Regions from separate parts of the Homo sapiens genome. Here region 1 is linked to region 2. The links are chromatin loops, found by intact Hi-C in ENCODE. Cell type or tissue: PC-3. All regions are shown on one strand. Links, peaks and the distances in the headings refer to the core of each region. The heading gives the core; the rest is flanking DNA. Region 1 has its middle 81 kb from the start of MIR574. Region 2 has its middle 47 kb from the start of WDR19.

Evidence for each region. Hi-C counts contacts between places; a loop is a spot of excess contacts. Peaks named below come from ENCODE experiments on the same cell type or tissue, not always from the same donor. Only the 100,000 strongest peaks of a DNase experiment are listed, where the experiment ranks them.
Region 1: it touches region 2 in a loop (11-fold over the local background); 7 of 110 quality-filtered maps call a loop at or near these places.

Annotation. Positions count from the first base shown.
Region 1 is chr4:38,946,369-38,951,754 of GRCh38, reverse strand. No RefSeq gene overlaps it. Among named protein-coding and RNA genes, the nearest start is that of MIR574, 81 kb to the right of the region's middle. In PC-3, for the core only: no CTCF peak of the experiment used is centred there; DNase peaks (open chromatin) are centred at 2,144 and 3,094; H3K27ac peaks cover 1,836 bases.
Region 2 is chr4:39,132,706-39,138,091 of GRCh38, reverse strand. It overlaps a transcript of KLHL5 not described here. Among named protein-coding and RNA genes, the nearest start is that of WDR19, 47 kb to the left of the region's middle. RefSeq lists a silencer at 2,481-2,530. In PC-3, for the core only: a CTCF peak has its summit at 2,582 (motif pointing right); a DNase peak (open chromatin) is centred at 2,601; H3K4me3 peaks cover 588 bases; H3K27ac peaks cover 366 bases.

The DNA of each region.
Region 1 (5,386 bases), core at 237-5,236, 190 kb after region 2:
TCTAGTGAAAAACAATCTGTGTGTTTTTACACTTTCTGTCTCTGGCAGGGCCCTATCCTCTTACCTCCCTGATCAGAAGCAATTTCTTTTGCTTCCTGTTTTGATTTCTAAAAATTTAGTTACATAAGTATTCCATTAATATATTTCATTATACAAACATAATTATTGCAAATAACATTGCAGTCCCTTTTGATTATTGTGAAATTCTGATGTTTTCCCCCACCTATGGCACCCCCTTTCACTTCTGGTTATAAGCAATGTTAACAGTTTCATGTGTATCCTTCCGGATCTTCTAGGGGTGTGTGTGTGTGTGTGTGTGTGTGTGTACAAAGATGTTATTGTAGACAAATATCATACTACAGCTTCTTTTTTTTTTCACTCAATTACACATCTTGGAGCTGTCACTACAGGGATCTATTCCATTCTTTTCATTTGTTTTTACTGTTGCATAATATTCCAGAGTATTTGTGCACCACCATTAACTTCTTCAGGGCTTCTGAATTTTCACTGCAGTCTACCTTACCCTGAAGAATCTTGAAAGACCCCTCAAACAGCAAATTCTTCAAAGTAAAAAAAGAGTACATCGTATTAATTTTACTGGGAAAAAGCTTACTCATTTCTAAGCTCCCCAATCATAATCATTAATGCTATACCACCAAATACCATTAAAATGAGCACCATTACTTCACAGTTAACATTTCCTAATGTAACTCAACCAGATATTTTCCCACAAATTACCCTATAGTACAGCTATTTCCGTTCTCTCATTCAGCGTTTACAGATTATACACAGAAGACTTTGACCTATTTGTTAATTCAACAAATCATTATTGAGCACCGACTATTTGCCAAGCACTGCTGTGGGTGTTAGGAATATGGTAACAAACAGAACACAGAAAAATCCCTCCTTTCCTGGAATCTACATCCTCGTGCAAGGCAGATAACAGAAAAATCGGTAGGATATAAAGGATGTTAGACAGTGGTATGTCCTGAAGAGAAAAAAATACGAAGGTGGGAAAGGTGGTTTATTTAGAAGGTGGTTTTTGAATAAACACCTTCAAGAAGCGAGGGAGGAAGCCGCGCGGATGTCTGGGGGAGAAGCCTTCCTGATCAAGATACCCTGTGGGAACAAATGATTTTTTCTGACAGAGAAATGGCCGGGGTCTTTCTGTCCTGCAGTTCATCATTTGGGTTCTTGTCCTTTATCACTTCCTACCAGTGGAATTTTTTTCCCAAGGAGAGTTGACTAGAGCTCTCCTGCAGAAATGTCGAAAGGCGATCATATTTTTCAATGAGAAATGAATCACTCAACATACAAGGTTTATAACATGAGGGAGACCAGGGCACATAGGGCACTCATTTTCTCCTGGGATCAGGGGTGCTGGCAGGAGAAATGTGGTTGGCTCTCTGACAGAAAGATTTGTGGAGCAATTTGTCTCTGCTTGAGGCCACAGGACAGAGAGCAGGGAGGGGGAGGCCAAATATTAGCTGAAAGAAGGGAACTCAGACCCAGGAAAAAATGAGCAAATTTTCTTCTTTATGACTGGGTATCTGCTTCTCCATGGCTATGTTTAGCATTCTACATACTGCTTGGATATAAATCCCAGCTTTTCTAATTCTTAGTCGGATAATCATAGGCAGATCACTCAATCTCTCTGAGCTTCATTTTCCATCTGTAAAATGGAAATGATAATAATAGTAGCTATCTCCTAAGGTTGATATGGAGGATTAAATGAGATTGTAGAGGTAGAGACTGTGTACTTTGTGTCTCAAACATAGCGACTGATCAGTAAGTATGCCATCATCATCACATCACTATCACCACCACCATGATCATTAGTTCCTGAGCTTAACAGGAAACAAGTTCAGGGGTAGAAAGGCATTATTCAGTACTTCTTTAAACATCAATCAGTGTCTCACAGAGCTTGGTACTGAAGATTCAGCTTAAAGGCTGTCTAGATAAGTAAACAAACCCCACGCTTTGGGAAGGTAGGAGAGGGTTAAGGATTTTCAGGAAGGTGGTTATGTACAAATGGGCTTCCTTGGCACCAGAGAAGGGGAAGGGAGAAGGAAATGGAGACGTTTTTGTGATATCAAAGTCACCTGTGAGACAGGATGCTGAGTCGATGATGACCAGGAAACTGCTTGATGTAAACGTCTGTGAAATGATGAAGAGGCCTGTGGTGAGAACCACCCAGAGGCCAAATAACCTCATGTGGCTGCATTCTGTGTCTCTTTAGTCTCAGTTTGTTCTCAGTTGCATGGAAACAACCAAAGTTGACAACCAAATCTTTCAGCTACAAATCTACCTCACAGCTCAAATCTACCTTAGAGCTAATCTGAGCGTGCAGGTGTCTCTAAAAATAACCATGTTACATTCGTTTTGTTGGGAGGCTCTGTCTAATAGTTAAAAATGCTCGCTAGCTAGTCAGGCTGAACTGACCTGAGTTTGAATCCTGGCTCTTTTTTTTTTTTTTTTTTTACTAGTTGTGTAATTCTGGACAAGGTAGATAATGTCTCTGGGTCTCAATGTTCTCATTTGTGCAGGGACATGATAATATCTACCTAATAGGGTGATTACGGAGATGAAGCGGGATAATGCAAATAAAATACTCAGCACAGTGCCCAGCACACAATAAATGCATGTTGGTGATTATGACCGAATCTTTTGTATGAATTGTTTTCTGGTTAATGGGGAAATAAGACAAAAAAATGTAGAGGAAGAGAAGGGAAATAAGAGATATGGAAAAGAGGGGCAGGATGTTAAAAGCTGATCCTGGAGACAGGTACTTGGTGATTGCCAAAAAAAAAATAAAATCCTGAGAGAGAAAAAGGATAAAGATGGCAGAGACTCAGAGGCAGAAGCTCAGCCTTGTTTTTTGCCAAGCTTTCATCCATCTGGCCTTGGCTTCTGTGCTTGCTTTTCCTTCCAAGTGGCAGCTTCCAAGCCTGACGGTGAAACCCAGGGCCGGGAAATAGAACATCTCTGGATCACCCTAAACTTCTGCACTCAGTGAAGGCATTTAAGAAATAAACATATTCTTCTTTTGCAATATAGAATTCCTTTGAGACTAATACAAGAGACAAGCCTGTCAAGTGAGTCAGCAGTGACCACAGGCTGATATAATCCAATTGCTTTTTGGCTGACAGCTCAGGCAGAGAAAAATTCACTCTGATGCAAAGGTAAATGTAGTTTAAATCTCAACACAAAATTCTGATCCTCCCTAATCAGCTTCTATTCCCAGTCTATGATGACCCCAGACACCAGAAATAGCAGAAATACCATTAATACATTTCCTACTGTTTGGGGTATAATAATTTAATCATTGGTAAAGGTAAAATGTTCAAAGGGTAGAATAATTCAGATTATTTTCAGGGTCTAAGAAAAAAAAATAGGCCAGGTGTGGTGGCTCACGCCTGTAATCCCAGCATTTTGGGAGGCTGAAGTGGGGAGATCACATGAGCTCAGGAGATCGAGAGCAGCCCGGCCAACATGGTGAAACCCCGTCTCTACTAAACAAATACAAAATTAGCCGGGTGTGGTGGTGTGCACCTGTAATCCCAGCTACTCGGGAGGCTGAGGCAGAATTGCTTGAACCTGGGAGGCAGAGGTTGCAGCAAGCCGAGATTGCACTACTGCACTCCAGCCTGGGGGACAGAGTGACAGTGTGTCTCAAAAGAAAAAAAAATGAAAAAAAGAAGAAAGAAAGAAGAAAGAAAGAGAAGAAAGAAAAAGAAAGAAAGAAAGAAAGAAAGAAAGAAAAAAAATAGAATATCTTTCCTCAGAATTGGATAATAGTAGATATTCTAGTGCACCATCCAGCACAGATGGACATACAGAAAATGAACATAAACTTGCATAAGTGATGAGATAATCTAGAAAAATACAACACATGGTTAACTATATCCTTTTTTTCTTTTATGGGAAGAATGGCTGGTCTGAATAGACTCCTATGGTGTTATGAATTCTAATCAACTACAAAACCAGAGCGAAACTGAAGTTCTAAAATGGATTTTCAGTATGATCTCTTCTGATGAGCCTTTGCAAACACAGTAATTTAAGACACCAAGTTGAAGCCTGGATCTGCATATCAAAATGTAGGGCACGCTTACTTAGGAGGAAGATCAAAGGGCAGTTTTTACATTATAGAAAAAACTAGCTTAACCCTGAAAAATAATTGCTTTTATAAAAAATTAAATCATTTGAAGTCATGTATTATGATCAACCCCATCTGTTCAACACACACACACACACACACACACACGTTTTTAGGAAAGATGAGAAATTAAATGTTCATTTCAAATTGTTGCTAAATTGCTTTCCTGAGATGTTATATCCTGGACCTCCGGGATGGCTATGATTGGAATCTGTCTGCCTTTATTTCTAACATGAAAACACCATGGCCCGCCTGTGCAGAAGGTGACTTCCCAGGTATCTGAGCACCTTGGGGAAGCTAATTTCTACAAACCGCAAAGGAACTCTCTTATTTCCCTATTCAGGCCCCTACCTTGTATTCAGCACTTTACTTCAGCCTGCCGAAGGCTGAACTTCCTTCAACCCCTTTGAGCCCTCATCTGAGGTCCATAGTTCCTTAGCTGGTATTGCTGAGGCTGTAGCACATCCTCACTCACCCCTGCCAGGGCCTCAGCTCATCACACTGCTCATTTAGCTATGAGCTTGATGTGCAGCCCAGGGTGACACTCAGAGAAAACAGAGCCTTCTCTTCTTGGTTGGGTATAATATTTAAGCTAAGGCCTATGCTTTAAGATTTGGGACTCAATTTTGCCCTTTCGATCTGTCTATATCAATACCTGAAAGCAGTTTTTCTTGAACTCATTTTACTTTGATTTTGAGATCCGCTTTTGATGCTTCTTATTTAATAAGGCACAGGCACAGGCCTACATTCATTATTTAGACTAGAACTGATTTTGCACTTGATGTTAAGAGAAAAAACTGGCACGCTTGTTCAGGGTAATTGCATAGAATGAAATGAATGCAATTTATGTAAAGCATTATTGAAGGAATAAAAAACTTCCAAGGTAAGCCTGTTAAATCATTCATTTAGTAACTGACTGACATTTGCACAGATCTGGATCCTGCGCTTTGCCAGATTTTAAAGCAAAGCAAAGAAACAATTACCTAAAAGTGGTGGTGAAAAACAGTATTGTAAGAAATCCTGGAAGGTGGATCTATTTTAAGTGATTATTCTCTCTTAAATAATGTAATTCACAGACTATGGAACTAGGCCCAGGGAATCATCTCTCAGCCTGTCTTCACCTGGCAACCTTAGGCATTCCAGCATTAGAAGATAAGTGCAATGCCAATGACACCAACCACTTCTTTTTGAATGATTATCTCTTATTCTTTTAAACATTTATATTTCATT
Region 2 (5,386 bases), core at 255-5,254:
GTGTATAAGTGCTCCTTTTTCCTTGCCAGCATCTGTTATTCTTTGACTTTGTAATAATAGTGTGGTGTGAGATGGTATCTCATTGTGGTTTTGATTTGCTTTTCTGTAATGATCAGTGATGCTGAGCTTTTTTTCATGGATTCTTGGTGCATGTATGTCTTCTCTTGAAAAGTGTCCGTTCTTGTCCTTTGCCCACTTTTTAATGGAGTTGTTTTTTTCTTGTAAATTTGTTTAAGTTCCATATAGATGCTGGCTATTAGATCTTATTTATTTTTATGCTTAAATTGTCTCCTATTTGGCCAGTGGAAGCCCATCCAACTGGGCCACAATGTCTTCATCAGTCTTTGAGCACAACCTCGTTTTTTGGTTAGATGGTAAGATGTTCCCGGTTCACCTTGTATTTTCCATGCCCCAGCTCTGGAATCAGCCATTTCTCCAAGATATTTTATTCTTTGTTTGTTTGTTTTTGTTTGAGACAGGGTCTCATTCCATCACCCAGGCTGGGGTGCAGCAACGTGATCAGGGTTCACTGCAGCCTCGACCTCCTGGGCTCAATCTTCCCACCTCAGCCTCCCAAGTAGCTGGGACTACAGGTGTGCACCACCATGCTCAGATAATTTTTTATTTATTTTTTGTAGAGACAGGGACTCACTATATTGCCCAGGATGGTCTCAAACTCCTGGGCTCAAGTGATCCTCCCCACTTTGGCCTCCCAAAGTGAAGATCATTCTTTTTTTTTTTGTAAAAATTGGTATTTAGAAGCCAAGACCTGGACATGAGGTGTGTTTATTGCTATTCTCAGGCTGGCTCAGTTCAGAGTTAAGGAATATCTGTTGGTCTGTATCTGTCTACCTAAGGAATATCTGTTGGTCTATATCTGTCTACTTATCTTTCTATACACACACACGCACATATTTGCATATGTATTTATTAATCTATTATCTCTATCTTGAAAACCGTGAGTTTACAACAATATGCCGAATTCCAATTCAACACCACGGGGGTCATCCTTGTTTTTTCCTCTGCTGTATTTGTAACTTCCTTCTCCAACAGTGAAAACCTTGTCTTTCATTTTCCTTAAGATAATTACTAGTTTGATCAATCTTCTATGGAAACAATCTCCAATTTCTGCTACCACACCCACTCCGGCCCAGATGCCCATGTTTTCCTGCTTGGCTCTCACTCTCCTTTCCAGGCAGTTCTCCGTCGTGGATGGCCTCCTTGCAACGCTTGGGCTCTGAAAGCCCACACCATGCACAGGGGTGCTGTCCTCTCCCTCCCTGGGCCCTGGCTAACTAGCCACTGCAGGCTGTCCCCTGGACAGGCACCTTCCCCATCGTGCCCAGGCTCTAATCCCCCAGGTGCTGGGCTGTTCTCAGGTGTGGATATCTCCCTCATCCTACTCAGGCTCTGACAGTCCGGGCCAGGCTGCCGTGCTGTGTGGACGCTGTCCTTACTCTGATGGGGGTCTGAGACCCTGTGCCAGGTCACCCACCCTGTAGCCCACCCTCTTCACCCTGCTTGGACTCCAATACCCCACATTGGGTCACCATGAGTCCTCTCGACACCACTGTGGATGCCATCCTTCCTATACACTACCTAATGGCTTTAGGCCTGAATTATTAAGGAAGGGGCTGGGTATGGTGGCTCACGCCTATAATCGCAGCACTTTGGGAGGCTGAGGCAGGCAGATCACCTGAGGTCAGGAGTTGGAGACCAGCCTGGCCAACATGGTGAAACCGCGTCTCTACTAAAAATACAAAAATTAGCCAGACTTGGTGGTGGGCACCTGTAATCCCAGCTACTCGGGAGGCTGAGACAGGAGAATCTCTTGAACCCGGCAGGTGGAGGTTGCAGTGAGCAGAGATCATGTCACTGACTCCAGCCTGGGTGACAGAGAAAGACTCAGTTAAAAAAAAAATTATTATTATTAAGGAAGGGAAATGATTTTTAAAAATAAACTTTAAATTATTTAAGTACTATCTATGTTTTGAGTAGATTTTTTTTCATGTCTTTGAGCTACCTTAGCTCTGAGAACATAGTGGCGATCTCACACACACACACACACACACACACACACACACACGTGTTAGAATGAATTGAATCACTGTCCCTTTTTGGACCATATCATAATTCGGCCGTGTCTGGTACTGCTGATAAACATATACGCCAGTTTGTTTGTTTTTTGAGATGGAGTTTTGCTCTTGTTGCCCAGGCTGGAGTGCAATGGTGTGATTTCGGCTTACTGCAACCTCTGCCCCCCAGGTTCAAGTGATTCTCCTGCCTCAGCCTCCCAAGTAGCTGGGATTACAGGAGCGCACCAACACGTCCGGCTAATTTTTGTATTTTTAGTAGAGACAGGGTTTCACCACCTTGGCCAGGCTGGTCTCGAACTCCTGACTTCAGGTGATCCACCCGCCATGGCCTCCCAAAGTGCTAGGATTACAGGCATGAGCCACCGCGCCCGGCCCACACCAGTTTTTAATTAGTGCTTCTCATCTACAAATCCAGTCTTCATTACCTGCTCAGTCAACGTGGACATGAGCCTTTTTCTCCTTCGCCAGTCTGCACAGTGCTAATTTTGTCGGTAGAGGGTGCTGGAGACATTGCAGAAGGAAGGGGAGAGGCACTCTGCTGCGGGTTCTGAGCGTCCCCGCCCACTACTGATTAGCTGGGCCATTTCTCAGGGTTGTGTTTGCAGCGAGAAATCTCCAGGACAAAGAGCAGGATAGCCTACCACTTACTATAAAAGCAGTGGATTTCCCAAGCTCCGTGGATTTCCACCTGGGATCCTCTGTCTTGTTCCTGTGGGAATTGAAGGGCACAGGGAAGTGACCCCAACACGATATTCCTACTGCTTTCTGTGCCTTCAGTAATAAAATCCTTTTCCTTCAACCCATGGATGTCTTCTGCCAGCATCCATGAAACCATAACAGGTCAGCTTATTAGCTCCAGTAGGGCAAAAGCAAATCTCAGATCCTGATAACCAGCCAATCCTTTCTGAGTCCAATCCTCTGTTATGGGACATGATTATTTATTTAAAATCTTCCCTGTTCAGATTACCCTGTGATTTCTGTCTCCCAACTGGACTCTGTCTGATACATCACAGCAGCAGACGCATCCTCCTTAGGTGGCTATTCATAGTCCTTAGAATTGTAAAGCATTTGGCTCCCTTCAATGACATGAAACTTCTAATAATGGGTTTATGACTTCCTGCTAATGGCTCATGCTCTCATTTCCATTCATGACTGCTCCACTCAGCATCCCTGCTCTCTGCTTTATTGACAGCAACAGCCCTCTGCACCCAAGTCATTAACTATGCCATCCTTTCTAAAATGCCCTTCTTTTGTCCTTTCACAGAACATATTTAAAAAGAAAATAGAAAGGCACTTATGAAACCTCTCTGTGTGTGTATCCATTCAGGCACACCATAGGCAGAATTATATAGCCTGTTTCTACTCACTAAAAGTAAAAACTTAAAATGTAGCACAGATGTGGTGAGGATGTATCTTGGCATCAAGTATGTATCATCCTGTGTAATGTAGACAGCTTAAACTCACCTCCATGTAGCAATCTTGCAAAGATTTTTTAAAAGGCTCTAAGGTCATACAGATCTGGTTGGTTTTGAAATTTGGCTCTGACATTTACTAGCTAGTTTGCGTATCATTAACTGGGAATAGTCATATCTACTTCATACAGCTGTTGTAAAAATTAAATGAGTTAACATACATATGAAATGCTTACTTAGTACAGTGTCTGTCACATATCAAGTTGACTCAACCTCCCTATGTTAAAATAATCAAATGAACAAGTCTAAAGCAATTTAATAAAATATGAATTTTTAACTCAATTTCACTTAGGTGCCTCCACAGCTAAGATAGTCCCTAATTGTTTTCAGACCCAGAGAAAACTTTCTCAGAGGCTCTTAGAGACTTTCTCAGGGTGGCCCTGACATGTGGAGCTCAGGCCCTCATTCCTCGGTCTTTCACCCCATGCTCTCTTCTTTCAATTACTTTCTTATCATTGGAAGCTTTACCTTGGCTTACCATTTTCTTTGCTAGTATTTGCTACCATTTTCTTTGTAGTTTTTTCCCTCATTCTCATCCTCTCGGAGGCCTCATATTCTAGGTGACGGAAGAATGATCCCCCATGCACAGGTTGGAAATGTTTTCTGTAAATGTCAAGAAAAAGATATAGTCGCTGTCACAGCTATTCAACTTTGTTGTCATAACACAAAAGCTGCTACAGACATCAACAAATGAGCATGTCTGTGTTCCAATAAAACTTTATTTATAAAAACAAATAGCAGACAGAGTTGACCTGTGGGCTGTAGTTTGCTGACTATAGAGCTATAGTTTCTAGGTCTTTTGACCTAGAATGCTGAGGTATAATATTATATTGGGCATTTTTCTCTATCTTTGTCCTTCAGAAAGGTGCTCATTTAAATATGTATTTGTTTGGGAACTTTGCCTTACTACAGATAAAAAATTTTTTTTTAATTAAAAACTTTTTTTTTTTTTTTTAGGAAATGGGGTCTTGCTATGTTGTCCAGGCTGGTTTTGAACTCCTGGCCTCAAGCAATCCTCCTGCCTCAGCCTCCCAAAGCACTTGGGTTACAGGTGTGAGTCATACAGATGAAACCCTTAATTTTAAGTATATTCCTTATGCCAATAATACTTATCACATTTTTATCATGAACTTTAATTGAATAGTTCTACCTGGCTCCCTGGGAGTCTATACTCACAGGTTATTATATGAATGTACATAATTCAGTGCAAAAAAATCTTTAGCTCAAATCTTAAAGCACAATGTAATTAGTTGAAAAAATGACAATGTGCTAAATACCATTAACTATGCAGTATCAGCAAACAACCAAGAATCATAAATTAGCATAATTTTTAACACTTTGATTTAATCTAAAACATCTGCTGGATAAGCCAAAGAAAAATTGACCTGAATAATTTTTATTACTAACAAGAGAGAATAATTTTAAAATTATGACTATTAAAATATATAATATTAAGTTATTATTTTATTATGGTCAGACGACTTGTCACCAGTGTGCAGATGTGGATGGACTGTGGTTTTGATTCCTGCGACTAGACTATCATTTAACATTTTTAGGTATTACAATACTTTCTGAAATGCTCATTATTTAACAGATTATAGTAATGGCAGTCAATATAGTGAGCAATATGAAAGACTAGATAGAATTAGAGAAGAAAGTCTTTCACCATATTTTGAGTAATTATAGAATTGCTTAGTGTAATGAAATGAACACGTTTTAGCATTGTTGAAGGGAATATGAATGAGAAATGTACTAAAATTGTGTAGCTAGGGCGTTTCCCTTGTGCTATTTTCTGTGGGCATTTATTTTTCTGCTTAA